Linked DNA regions of Homo sapiens: all the other regions are linked to region 1. Evidence: chromatin contacts called from ENCODE Hi-C or POLR2A ChIA-PET data. All regions are on one chromosome and are shown on one strand. The core of a region is the stretch at or near the end of the contact, and the rest is flanking DNA. Distances in the headings are between cores, read along the strand shown. Region 1 holds the start of ZNF302 (zinc finger protein 302). Region 2 holds the start of ZNF569 (zinc finger protein 569). Region 3 holds the start of DPY19L3-DT (DPY19L3 divergent transcript). Region 4 holds the start of PDCD5 (programmed cell death 5).

Region 1 (3,260 bases), core at 1-2,500:
GAGAAATTGAAATTGCCCACCTCTTTCCTGGAAAACTCATGAATAATCCACCCTTGTTTAGCACATCATCAAGCAATAAATACAAGTATCCCTAGTCCAGCAGCCCAAGCTGCTGCTCTAACAATGGAGTACCCATTGTTTCTTTACTTTCTTAATACACTTGCTTTGGCTTTGCACTGTGCTCTCCCATGGATTTTTTCTTGCGTGAGCTCTAAGAACTCTCTCTTGGGGTCGGATCCGGACCCCTTTCTGGTAACAGAAGCACTGCTTCACGAAGATCATGCAGGTCAGTACTTAATAAGTACAAAAAAGTCTATAGCGACACTATTTATAATTTTAAAAATGATTGAAGTCAATTAACATTTAAGTGTTAAAAAGAAAGTAAACAACCCAAATATACACAAACAGTAGACTGCTCTGGCTTGCATACAGAGAGGTCCATTGCCCTTTTGGGTGGGCCTAAGAAGCACTTCTGGGGAGAGGGGGCGTCAGGCTGTGATGGCTGCGGGAGGAGTGACTCCTCCCAGGATGAGGGTCTCCATCCTCCCAGTGCTCACTCAAGTTCAGTATTTCCAAGTCCTTCCAGGGGCGTAACGCACGTCAGAACGGCCATTAGTGTCACAGATACGTGTCCCCTTGCATTTCCAGGAAATGCCCTTGGTTGGCGAACTACAGTCGTGACAGTCGGGCCACAGGGCGTTTTGTGAGTTATCGTCTTGGGCAAATGAGTGCCAAAAAAAAAAAAAAAAAAAGACCTGAAGGTGAACAGCATAGCGGCAGGGTTTGGGATGAGAGGAGCCCCTTTGCTAGCAACGGCGAGCACTTGCGCGGTACCAGCAAGGGCTGCCCATGTCTCGGAGGGAAACGTTTGTGTGAGCGCAGGAATGACCCGGAAGACCTTGGCACGGCTGCAGTTTTCTGGGAAATGTAATTTCTTGGTCCGGGCGCCATGGCCCTTATAAGTAGAGGGTGTCCCTTGGTTTCGAGTTGTATCGTTCACCAGAGGACGACTGTGTGCCCCAGGACAATTTGCGCATGGTCCTAGCTGGCCGGCTCTAGGTCGACGGCCCCAGGCGGTTAAGCTACTTACAAAGCCGTGACCGGTTTGCCCGCGGCGCACCAGGTCCGCGCAGCCGCAGAGACCCTTGGGAAGTGTGGTCTTCGGGTGCCGGCGGTTCGCGGCTTCCGGGACATTTGTACCGCAGGGGGAGGATTCTGGGAAATGTGGTTCGCCGTGGGCGGTGCACTGGGTCAGTCCCGCGATAGCTTCAGGCCTGGCGGCGGCTTCCAAGCTAAGGAACGGTTTGGGGCAGTGTCGTTCCCGGAGGTCGGCCGCCGTTACCCGCTCACCAGCTACGCGGCGCGTCAGGTCCGCGGAGGCGCGGGCTCGGGGCGCCTGCGGGACGGTGAGGCCCTGCTGAGGACTCCGGCAAGTGTGGGTCGCGGCGACGGCGGGGCTAAGGCCCTGGGTCCGCGCGCGGTTTGACCACGGCCGGGGCCTTGGGCATTTCCTGGCCTTCCTGTTGAGCCGTGTAAACGCGGGGTGATGACGGCGCCGACCTCTTGGCACTGTTGTGAGAGCGAAGTGGGCGCGAGAGCAGACGCCAGCTACAGTTTTTTTTGGGTTATGTCGTCATGAAGCCGGCGCTTTCAGTTGTGCAACCTTGAACAAATGGGTTCAGTATCTCGGAATTTCAGTTTTGTCTTCATTTTAAAAAATAAATCTGGTTTAGAACTCGACCTCAAGCGATCCGCCCGCCTCCGCCTTCCGAAGTGCTGGGATTAAAGGCGTAAGCCACCGCACCAGCCTAACGAACATGGCGAAACGCCGTCTCTACTAAAAATACAAAAAAAAATTAGCTGGGCGTGGTGGCACGTGTCTATAATCCCAGCTATTCGAGAGGTTGAGGTAGGAGAATCGCTTCAACCCGGGAGGCAGAGGTTGCAGTGAGTCGAGGTCGCTCCATTGCACTCCAGCCTGGAGACAGAACGAGACTCCGTCTCAAAAAAAAAAAAAAAAAAATCTGGAATAATATGAATGCACACCTTGCAAAGTGGTGAAGACTGAACGAGCTGATAAAGTTGTTACCGTTGTTTTATGAGTCTTTTGTATACAGAATAATTGATTTTCCCCGCAGGTGGCACCTGGTAAATAGCCCTTGCGGAGAAACACCCTGTTCCTTCCCAGGGAGAGATTGACGCTCCGGCGAGTGATTACCAGTGTGCTTTTCCATTAAGGTGTGTGACAGGTGCCGCAAGATAAGCCCGATTTTTCATGACTGCTTTTTCCTGCCTTTCTGTGCCCTCAGGACACTGCCCATCTCTAAGATAAGAACCTGGAAAGGGGACTCTGTTGGCCATTGGAAATTGCAGAATAATGTCTCAGGTAAGTCGGTGTGTCCCCAAATCTTCCTGAAACACTTTATTAGGCCTCTGTGTGTTTGCTTTGCTTCTCCTGCCTGTTCCCACCTAATCAAGTCCATTTAAGGGACTAGATCTATGGTTCCTTTCACTATAGGAAGAATGGAGCCCACAGGAGAGCTCCAAGGTATTGTCCTCATCACCCAGTGTTCCTCTTTTCTACAGTTTTCTGCTAGAAGACTTTCTAGATTGCCAACATTTTAAAACTGTAATTCACAATGCAACTTTGGAATGTAAGGTTATTCGGTTTATGGTTGTCAAAACTGTACCATGTGGTCTCAAGTGAAGAGATGTTTGGAGTCATCCTTGATTCTTCCTTTTGACTTATAACTCATATTCAGGTCCTCTAGTTTGGATCTAAACGATACACCGTATACAGCATCTGACCATTAGTTAGCCCATCACCACCACCACCACTACCACCCCAGTCCGAGCCACCTGGATTATTGCGGTAGCCTCCTAGCTGGATTCCCAGCATCTGCCCTTAACCCTCATCAGTCTGTTCTCAGTACAGCTGTGACCATGGTCCTATTGTTATATAAATTCCTGTCATTCCGCAACCTAAAATTTTTCAGTGGTTCTAACTGAGTCACTTCTGCAATGACCTATTTGTACAATTAGGCCATTACCTCCCTGATCCCACCTTCCTTCTCTGCCTCCTCATTCCTGTGCGCTCCAGCCTCTGTCACCAGTTGCTGTGCCATCCACGTGGAATATTCTTCCCCCACATACGCACAAGCTTGCATCCTTATCTCCTTCTGTGTTTGTTCCGTGGTTACTTTCTCAGAACAGCTTCCCTGAAAGCCTATTTGCAATTGCAGTCACCTTCCCTAGCGCTT
Region 2 (3,260 bases), core at 264-2,763, 2.8 Mb after region 1:
ATGAATGCATAATTTGTGATTGTTTAAATGGAAAGATACTAATCATACATTGTTAAACAAGAAAGGTTGGTTACAGAGCTGTATGTATAGTGTTACTGCAATTTTGAAGCCATTATGCACACATATAGAACATATGAATGTATACGTATGTATACACAAAGGCGGGGGTGAAAAGATGGAAAGTAAATTTTGACAGTAGTTGCATGGCCTGTAGAACTATGAATGATTTTTGTTCTTCGAGCTTTTCTGTATTTTTCTCCACCCCACTCCACTCCCCAAATGGGGTGGAGTAGGGAAGGAGGAGAATGAGTTTAGTAAGTACACAAAACAACGTAGCTAATACACGAAAATAAAATTAAAAATAAATAAATATTAAAGTGTTGGGGATATCGATGTTTCATATAAAAACATATTTCCGGCCGGGCGCGGTGGCTTACGACTGTAATCTCAGCACTTTGGGAGAACGAGGCGGGTGGATCACCTGCGGTCAGTTGTTCGAGACCAGCCTGACCCACATGGAGAAACCCCGTCTCTACTAAAAATACAAAATTAGCCAGGCGTGGTGGTGCGCCTGTAATCCCAGCTACTCGGGAGGCTGAGGGAGGAGAATTGCTTCTTCCCAGGAGGCGGAGGTTGCGGTGAGCCAAGATCGCGCCATTGCCCTCCAGCAGCCTGGGCAACGAGAGCGAAACTCCATCTCAAAAACAAAAACAAAAAAACAACGTATTTCCAATGACCAAAGCTAAAGACATGCAGCGCTGGCACAAACGCCAAGTCTCACACATCTACACCCACAAGCACACCCTACCTTGTATCCACAGTTTTTCATTCATTCAAGATCCCACTGTCATGCACGTTTGCACGCAGGTTCATACTGAAAGATAAAAGGGAAAGCGCCTCCACGAAATCCGCTTACGGACACGATCCCGGGGCCACACTCAGCCAGACGAATGTCTGGCAAATGACAGTCACTTCACGCCAGACTCTCACAGTCCTTCACACGCCACTCCCACTGCCTCAGGGAACCACAAGCACAGGCATCGCCCCGCCCGGCGTCCTCCTCCAAAGATTGGGGCACCAGGACCGCGGGCCCCCACTCCCACCCAGCACAAAGAGTCCGGCGCTCAGAGCTAGCGGTTTCCCGAGGACTCACCACCAAGCCCGCGGACACAGGCCCCGATTCCACACTTAACGCTGCCAAAGTGGCAGAGCCGGCGCGGGCTGGGACAGAGGCGGCACTGAGGCCGGCGCTGTCGGTGGCTGAGAGCGCCACAAGTCTCGGTCCGTTACACCAGGGGCGACGCTTCCCAGAGGCCCCCGCGGCTCACCCGGGCGGGACTGGCTTCACTGTTTGCGCGTCCTGAGAAGCAGACCACGGTGTTCCAGGGCTCACAGCTCCGCGCAGGGGAGCTCAGCCTAGGTTTTGCACGAGCGGCCTCCCGCGAGCCCAGCTCTGAGAGATTGGGAGCGCAACTTGGTGCTGAGAAGAATCGAATCGTTCCGCTGCTTCCTGCGCCGAACTACATTTCCCAGAGGCCTTCGCGGCCCTACTTCCCCGACCCCACCTGCAAAAAGGCACTTCCTTCTTACAGTCGGCTGGAGCTGCAGGTTCGCAAGGTCCGTGAAGGAAGCCCGGCTCAGTGTGTTTAGTTCCGTCTTTTTGGGTCTCTACCTGAGGCTAGAATACAGCGGGGTGAAGGTGGTGAGAGCTCCAGGGCCAGTGAAGGCCGGGTCAGCTGGAGCCTTAAGGTCCTGACAGCGGCTAGAAGAGGGAGGAGTGACGTAGTGTGACTGTATGTGTGAAACTTCGGCCATGGAATTTGGAGTGGGGTTTCCAGGGCGAGAGACCCTGTCCAGTGACATCTGAGGTCGTGCGAATATGCGACCTTTTGTGTGACCATGGTCGCGTTTTATATTCTCGTGGCTGTTTGATTCTGACCTTGCAGTTTTGTCAGAGACAATGTGCATGTATTTGTTCTTTCTGGACTTCTCGATTGTGAGTGTGACAGTGTTATTGGATTTCATGACCCGGGATCGTGAGCGAAAAGTAGTGTGGCCAGACCGCCTGACTTCTAAACAGACTTGGCCTTACTAGCTGTGTCATCTCAGACTAGGTACTTAACTTCTCTATGCCTTTCGTGTTTTTTTTTTTTTGTTTGTTTTGTTTTTTTTGAGGCAGAGCCTCACTTTGTTGCCCAGGCTGGAGAGTGCAGCGGCGCGATGTTGGCTCACTGCAGCCTCGAACTCCCGGGCTCAAGCGATTCTCTGCCTCGGCCTTCCGAGTAACTGGGACCACAATCAAGGGACACTCCGCCCGGCTGATTTTTGTTTGTTTGTTAGTAGAGATAAGGTCTCGCTATGTTGCCCAGGCTGCTCTCGAACTCCTGAGCTCAAGCGATCCTCCCGCCTGGGCCTCAAAAAGTGCTAGGATTACAGGCATGAGCCGCACGGGGCCGGTCTTAATACCTTTAATAAAGAGATAATAGGCCGGACGCGGTGGCTCACGCCTGTGATCCCAGCACTTTGGGTGGGCAAAGCGCACGGATCATTTGAGGTCACGAGGTTTTTGTTTGTTTGTTTTTTAAGACGGAGTCTTGCTCTGTCGCTCAGGCTGGAGTGCAGTGGCGCGATCTCGGCTCACTGCAACCTCCGCCTCCTTTCGCCTCCCAGGTTCAGGCAATTTTTCTGCCTCAGCCTCCTGAGTAGCTGGGACTTAAGGCGCGTGCCACCACGCCCGGCTAATTTTTTTGTATTTTTAGTAGAGACGGGGTTTCACCATGTTGGTCAGGCTGGTCTCGAACTCCTGACCTCGTGATCTGCCCACCTTGGCCTTCCAAAGTGCTGGGATTACAGGCGTGAGCCACCGTGCCAGGCTGAGGGTAGCGGGTGGGAGACTGCCAGGAGTGTAGTGCGCTTGCGCAGTTTACCACCCTGCATCCCCCCCACCCCGCTCCCCTCCCAATTTTTTTCGGGTATCCAGCACAATTCTAGGAATTCGCCTCCCACCCATTTTGAGTAGACGCGCCACTAGCGCGTTCCCACGCACAAACCTTTTCCCTGCGGCCAACCTGCGATTCTCAACTCCCCGCCCTGGTTGCTAAGGGAGGCGCGCAGAGCGCTTGTGCCTGCGCACTTCCACACCAGCCCGTGTAGTGTGACGCTGGGCCCCGTCCCTGTGACCGGGCCAGGCTCGGAGCTGCAGGGAATCCGGACTTTCGGGCTCTCTGGAAGGCCGGGGAGAGGCCAGTGTGGGAGGACCT
Region 3 (3,260 bases), core at 431-2,930, 2.3 Mb before region 1:
CAGCAGTAGGTCCTACTTAGGAAAAGTCTCAAAGCTTCATCTTGCTTAGGAATGTCTTTTCATAGTATTAAAAAAAGCAGCTACTGCTGAATTCTACTTTCTTTTTAACTAAGCGATGATATTTCACAATGGTCACATTTCCCCCAGAGTGAAACAACTTGAGAGAAAAAAAAAAACCTATAAAATAAGAGGGAAATCCTATTTAAGGGGAACTCAATTCACCTATGTATTCATGAAACAGACACATGCACATAAAGGCATCTTAACGTGAAAAATAAACATACAGTCCTTGCCCTCAAGCCAGGCGACAGAAAAGCTACCAACAACCAGGCTGAAACAAGACAAATGCCATCTGAAAAAACAGCTGACATTTGTTTCTATCAAAGCCATCCAGCAGATACCTCAACATCTTTCCACAGAACGTGTGCTCTTTACTAACAACCGACACACAAAGGAGGACGATCTCCAACAGAGGTGACTAGGAAAGGCTTCCTGGATGGCGTAATTTAGTGTTGGAGTCAGACCAATGAGCCGCCTTTTCACGGGTGGAGGTCCCAGATGGCCATCCCTTTAACAAAAATCAATTAACATGTAAATTATGTACTGACAAATACAACGTTTGATGGGCCCGCTGCAGTGGCTAAAGCCTGTAATCCCAACATTTTGAGAAGCTGAGGCAGGAGGCCTGCTTGAACTCAGGAGTTTTAGACCAGACTGGTCAACACAACGAGACCCCATCACTATAAAAATTAAAATGAATCTCAGCTACTCAGGAGGCTGAGGAAGCAGGGTCACTTGGGCACAGGGGACTAAGGTTGCAGTGAGCTACGATCACACCACTGCACTCCAGCCTGGACGACAAAGCAAGACCCCCATCTCTACGAAAAATTTAAAAATTAGCTGGGCATAGTAGTGCGAGCCTGTGGTCCCAGCTACTCCGGAGGCTGAGGCGGGAGGATCGCTTGCGCCCAGGAGGCCGAGGTTGCAGTGAGCCGTGATAGCACCACTGCACTCCAGCCTGGGCGACAGACTGAGAGCCTCACCTGTAAAAAATAATTTTAAAAAAGGTTCCACCTAGTGTTTTCCGTGGTGTGACTAAGAAAAGTATCTAGAAATAAAGCACAGTCAGTACCTGCTCTCAAAAAACGGCTGCCAATCTAGTTTGGAGACAGAAAAATATACCCGACTGAGAACACAGAGGAGCCTGTTTTCGGAAGAGGGGCGTCTTTGGAGACGCAAAATCCTCTCCGCGGGACGCTGACGGGCAGTCGGTAAAGGACTTCCAAGCACTGGTCAGTGACAATCGGGCGCTGGGGCTTTGCCAAGGCCCGGAGGCGGCGCGCCAAACCGGGCAATGCGGGAAGCGGGGCAGGCCCGAGTGGCCCTACTGCTGCCGTCCCTACTGATCCCTGCGCATCCGCCACAGAGCAGGGAACGGCAGAAAGGAGGAAGGAGGGGGAGTTCCGTAAATCAGGCCCTCAGGGGCTCCCAGGCCCGCACCCCTCTCAAGCCCCGGGGACCACCGCGGAGCCGCTGCTCCGGGCCGTGCGGCTCGAGGCGAACCTGCCTCAGAGCCGCCGGGCCCTCCTATCCCGAGCCGTATCTCTAGCTCCGGCCTGAGGTGGCCGGCGACTGCGTGCGCAAACACAAGATCCGCACCCCACTCCCCGCCACTGCAGCTCCGCGGCCGCGCTCAGAGTCTCCGGAACAGACCGGACTCAATGCGGACCAGGCAAGCGGAAGTGTGCCGCTTCCTTCCGGCCAGCGCAGCACGAGACGAGGCGGGGAACCGCGGGAGGAGGCGGGGCCTAGTGTTGACGAACAGCTCCCGGGGCCTATGGGCGCGGGGGCAGCCGCCCGGCCTCTCCGGCGCGCCCCCTCCCCGGGGCTGTTGACGCCCCCCAGCCCCTCATTTCCACAAAGCTCCGCGGCGGTTCTGCCCTCCTTGTACCCGCGGCGCGCTGCGGCCCGTGGCGCGGCCCCGTTCCCGCCTAGCCCCGTCGGCCTCCTTCCCCTCCCGGAGCCGCGCGTGAGGACGGCTGAGGCCGCAGGTCTGTGGCGGCGCGCCGGGACGCGCGGGCGAGGGTCTACCGAGAGGGCGGGCGGGCGCCGGCGGAACCCTCGGCTACAGCCCCGAGCCCCTGGGGCCGCCCCTCCCCGCCGCGTGGCGCAGTCGGGGGGCGCGGCCGCGGCGTCGGGGCGTCGGGAGGGGCGGAGCGCGGGAGTGTCTGCCGGGACGCGGGCCGGGCTGGGCTCCGGAAGGACCAAGTTTGCGGAGCGGCTTCTGCTCGTCGGCCGTGCGGCGAGGCAGGGCCTGGGCTGCGACCCCGGCGGCCGCTCGCGGTCTTGGGAGAGCTGGGGCGCGTGCCTGAACTTCCCGGCTGCCCCTGTCCTTGGAGACCTACCTGATGGGGACGCCAGGTGTGCAGGGGCGTGGCGCGTAGGTAAGCGGACCCGGTGCCTGCCTCGTCCAGGGGATGCTCACTAGAGCGCTAGGCTTTTTTATTTTTATTTTTTAGAGACAGGGGTCTCGCTGTCTCGCCCAGGCTGGAGTGCAGTGGCGTTATCACGGCTCACTGCAACCTCGAACTCTTGGGCTCAAGCGATTCTCCCACCTCAGCCTCTGGAGTAGCTGGGACCACAGGCATGCACCACCGAGCCTGGCTATTTTATTGTATAGATAGGGTCTCGCTCTGTTCCCCAGGCTGGTCTCAAACTCATGGTCTGAAGTCATCCTCCTGCCTCAACCTCCCAAAGCGCTGGGATTACATGAGCCGCCTCGCCCGGCTAGCGCTAGTCGTCCTTATTAATAAAGAATCGCTTCTGGTCCCTTTTCAGTTGTTTACAATGGCATTCCTTTTGATCTGATGGAGGAACTTTTTTTCTTAGTTCATGGGACTGTTGCAGTGCCTGACACATAATTGGTACTTAAATATGTGTTGGTTTTCTGCCTTAACATATTAGAATATATGAATTGTTTAAAAAAGTCCTCTCACACTTAGGGAGGACTCTAGGATGAGGTCACATGGGGGATAAGCCCATCTGTGGCTGTAGGACTTTGTTAAACACTCCTCTTCTCCCTCTCTGTTCCAGATTCTCCATTTCCAGTGCTTGAAAGCACAGTACTTAAATCTGGCTTCCTGCTTTTTTTTTTTTTTTTGGTATGAATGAATACATGAATTGTATAATGTTAGTTGGTTTGTTCTGTAGAGCAAGTTACCCTTAGGAATTAATAAACTGTGGAAACAATCATGTCAGGC
Region 4 (3,260 bases), core at 566-3,065, 2.1 Mb before region 1:
TAGCCAAAAGGTGGATGCAACCTAAGTGTCCATTGTCAGATGAATGGATAAACAAAATGTGCTAGGTATATCCATACAATGGAATATATTCAGTCTAAAGAGGGAAAGAAATTCTGCCACATGCTACAACATGAATGAACCTTTAAGACATATGCTAGGTGGAGTAAGCCAGTCACAAAAGGACAAATATTGTATGATTCCACATATACAAGATACCCAGAATAGGCAAATTCATAGAAACTAGAATGAGAATGGGTGGAGACTGATTATTATTCTCAGACCCCTCCCACCCCCACCCATTCCCATTAGAGGCCCCTCACACCAACCTAAATCTTTACTGGGTAGAGTTCCAGTTCAGGATGATAAAAAAAAAAAGTTGTAGAGATTGATGGTGGACAAGGTGGTTCATGCCTGTAATCCCAGCACTTTGGGAGACCAAGGCAGGTGGATCACTTTAGGTCAGAAGTTCGAGACCAGCTTGACCAACATGGTGAAACCCCATCTCTACTAAAAAATACAAAATTAGCCGGGCACAGTGGTGCACGCCTGTGGTCCCAGCTACTTGGGAGACTGATGCAGGAGAATCGCTTGAACCCGGGAGGTGGAGGTTGCAGTGAGCTGAGATTGAGTGACAACTGCACGATAATGCATTTCATACCACTGAAAAGTACACCTAAAAATGGTGAAAATGGTAAATTTTGTATTGTGTATATTTTGCCACAATTAAAACACACAGGCCAGGTGTGGTGGCTCATGCCTGTAATGTTAGCAGTTTGGGAGGCTGAGGCAAAAGGATTGCTTGAGCTCAGGAGATAGAGGCCAGCCTAGGCAACATAGCGAGACCCCATCTGTATTTTTTTAATGTAAAAAATAAAATAACACACACACAGACAAACAAACAGAATCTGTATGAGTCACACGTTTAGGTAGCTGAATATCCTCTCTGCCCCCAATTCCCCCAAGTCAAAGGCAGAAGGGATTTGTTCCACCAAAGAGTTTACACCAGCCACAGCTGCCCACTGCAGTATCCTCCCAGGAAAAGCCCTTTTGTGCGTGGAGGAGGCAGATGGCGAGGAGGCAGATGTGCACTTTTTTTTTTTTTTTTTTTTTTTTTAGAGACAGGGTCTGGCTGTGTCTCCCAGGCTGGAGTGCAGTGGCGAGATCAAGGCTCACTGCAGCCTCGAACTTCCGGGCTCCAGCGATCCTCCTGACACAGCCTCCTGAGTAGCTGGGACTACAGGTGCACATCACCGCGCCCAACTAGTTTTTTAAAATTTTAGTAGAGATAGGCTCTTGCCATATTGCCCAGGCTGGTCTCTAACTCCTGACCTCAAATGACCCTACCGCCTCCCGAAGCGTCGGGACCACAGGCGGCGAGCCACCGGCCGGCCTCTGTGTGCACCGAGGAGCCGGGCAGCCACCGCCACGATCCAGCTTTAGGACATTTCCATCACCCCACTCAGCCTTCCTGCGCCCCTGGTTCCTCATCTATAAATAGAGATAATATACGCCTAACCCTCTAGGTCACCAGCACATTGCACCCATAATTATTATACTTGTTGATGCCACACTTTCAGGTTTTAACCTTTCCAAAGCGCAGCCCCGCCCCAGCGCAGCCCAAGTCCCTGCACGCAGAGGCGCCGATCACGGGTGGGAGGTGGATCCCGGAGGCCCCGCCCCAGGCCCCGCCCCTCCGTGCGCCCAAGCTCGACCGCCTGAAATCGGGGAATCGGGCCTCTGCCGGCGCCCTGGCAGCGGCGCGGGGCGTGGCTCCGGGCTGGATTGGTGGCGCCTGGGCCCCGCGAGCGCCTGCGCAGTGGTCAAGGCCGCGCTCGCGCCGAGGGGCTGCGAGAGTGACCGCGGCTGCTCCAGCGCTGACGCCGAGCCATGGCGGACGAGGAGCTTGAGGCGCTGAGGAGACAGAGGCTGGCCGAGCTGCAGGCCAAACACGGGGTGAGCGCATCAGCCCCCGCCAGGCTTGGCCCTCGCGGGGCGCCGCCCTCGCCCGGAGTGTAGGGCGCGCCTCCGGGGCGGAGGCTCTGGGCGCCTCCCCGGGGCCCCGGTCCCCTGCGCTGCCCTGGCGGCCTCGTGGCCGGCTCAGAGGTGGCCTCGTCGCTTTCCTCGTCGCGAGGGGCCCAGGAGGCTGGCGGCGGGGGCCGCCACGTGCGGGACCTGCCCTGGCGTTGGGGTGTGGGGTCCCCTAGCCTGGAGCGGGCTCGTCCTGGCGGGCCTGGATCCAAGCACAATCTCAGCTTTTGGAGCCAGCAGCCGGACCGAATTCAGTTTTTCCGGAGTTCAGTTGTTATGACCCAAGTTTAGCCGACAGGTATTGAGGGTCCGCTGTGTTCCCGGTGCTGAGAGCGCGGCAGGGTCGGAGGAACGCTTGCCCCGCCGGGATGACAGGGAGGGGCCGCCTGGGAAGCTTGGATGGATCACACGCCCGGAGAGGCGTTTCTGATAAGGGACCGGGACCTTAGGGACGGAGGGCGCAGTCTTTGAGTTATCGTTGTCCCTAATACCGAGGCCCGTTTTATTTTCCAGAAATTATTCCTACATGTGAAACACGGTTTCGTAATACAGGGATTCCCCTCCCCAGGGTGCTCTGTATTCCAAAGCCTTCTGAGGTTGTGGTTTTAGACGTTCATCAAAACGTTGTAAGTGGGAACTAGTTCATTGATTTCTGTGAGGCCCAGTTTCTTATTTGGGGAGTTGTTTCTACCACCGCAAGAGACTGTTATGTATAGGAAACAACAGAACCGTTCCTTTTTCCCGCCGCCTCCCGTGAAATTTCTCTATTAAATTTAAGTTTTTTTTTTCCAGGATCCTGGTGATGCGGCCCAACAGGAAGCAAAGCACAGGTATGGGCTGGAAACGTGAACTTTTTGAAGGGTGGTTTCACCAAATGGATTTCTTTTGCTGTAGTTATTTTAAGCAGGTGTGTGACTCAGATTTTTTTGTTTTGCTGGAATGGTGATTTGGCCAAAATCATCCGCAGGGTATCTTCATTATTGTTAAATAAACACGTGTGCAGCTCCACATCAGACCTTGTATTGCAATTACTGGTTGATGTTTCTCTGCTACAATGTGAGTACCTTAAAAATGAGCCTGATAATAGGCAGCTGTGGCAGTTTCCTCGGCTGTGGGGGTGACGTGAGTCCGGTGCCTCACTTAGTAAGTGCTCAATAAGTGTTAACTGGTAAGCTATTCTGATTGTTTTATCCCAACACAGCGCACAGCACCTGAGACAGATGCAGGTAATT

Evidence for each region. Hi-C counts contacts between places; a loop is a spot of excess contacts on that map. ChIA-PET counts read pairs that join two places held with the same protein, here RNA polymerase II (POLR2A). Pooled maps may share reads with other maps.
Region 2: a loop to region 1 is called in a map of B cell, with 31 times the contacts of the local background. The contact joins the promoter of ZNF569 here to the promoter of ZNF302 in region 1. A Hi-C loop is called at or near these places in 6 of 168 maps with a recorded cell type or tissue (B cell, CD14-positive monocyte, CD4-positive, alpha-beta T cell and 2 more), 4 of 37 single-sample maps with no recorded cell type and 17 of 50 pooled maps.
Region 3: a loop to region 1 is called in a map of CD14-positive monocyte, with 15 times the contacts of the local background. The contact joins the promoter of DPY19L3-DT here to the promoter of ZNF302 in region 1. A Hi-C loop is called at or near these places in 2 of 168 maps with a recorded cell type or tissue (CD14-positive monocyte and naive thymus-derived CD4-positive, alpha-beta T cell), 1 of 37 single-sample maps with no recorded cell type and 7 of 50 pooled maps. POLR2A ChIA-PET finds 5 or more read pairs at or near these places in 1 of 52 experiments (activated CD4-positive, alpha-beta T cell).
Region 4: a pooled map shows a loop between it and region 1 (20-fold over the local background). The contact joins the promoter of PDCD5 here to the promoter of ZNF302 in region 1. A Hi-C loop is called at or near these places in 2 of 37 single-sample maps with no recorded cell type and 7 of 50 pooled maps.

What each region holds. Positions count from the first base shown.
Region 1 is chr19:34,676,428-34,679,687 of GRCh38, forward strand. ZNF302 (zinc finger protein 302) reads left to right here and starts at 1,251. Exons shown (of 5, transcript NM_001289187.2): 1 at 1,251-1,676; 2 at 2,310-2,386. The coding sequence starts at 2,378. SCGB2B2 (secretoglobin family 2B member 2) reads right to left here and starts at 732. Exons shown (of 4, transcript NM_001025591.4): 1 at 1-732. It also overlaps the pseudogene ZNF807P and the pseudogene SCGB1B2P. RefSeq lists enhancers at 223-1,120, 780-879, 930-989, 1,121-2,017, 2,875-3,260 and a silencer at 1,440-1,499.
Region 2 is chr19:37,465,931-37,469,190 of GRCh38, forward strand. ZNF569 (zinc finger protein 569) reads right to left here and starts at 1,514. Exons shown (of 6, transcript NM_152484.3): 1 at 1,154-1,514. It also overlaps a transcript of ZNF570 not described here. RefSeq lists enhancers at 1,335-1,384, 3,101-3,260.
Region 3 is chr19:32,403,859-32,407,118 of GRCh38, forward strand. It overlaps DPY19L3-DT (DPY19L3 divergent transcript), which reads right to left and starts at 1,681. Exons shown (of 3, transcript NR_046201.1): 1 at 1,133-1,681. DPY19L3 (dpy-19 like C-mannosyltransferase 3) reads left to right here and starts at 1,912. Exons shown (of 19, transcript NM_001172774.2): 1 at 1,912-2,051. RefSeq lists silencers at 1,464-1,513, 1,544-2,293.
Region 4 is chr19:32,579,375-32,582,634 of GRCh38, forward strand. It overlaps PDCD5 (programmed cell death 5), which reads left to right and starts at 1,816. Exons shown (of 6, transcript NM_004708.4): 1 at 1,816-1,953; 2 at 2,821-2,858. The coding sequence starts at 1,888. RefSeq lists an enhancer at 1,266-1,355 and silencers at 1,566-2,295, 1,641-1,817.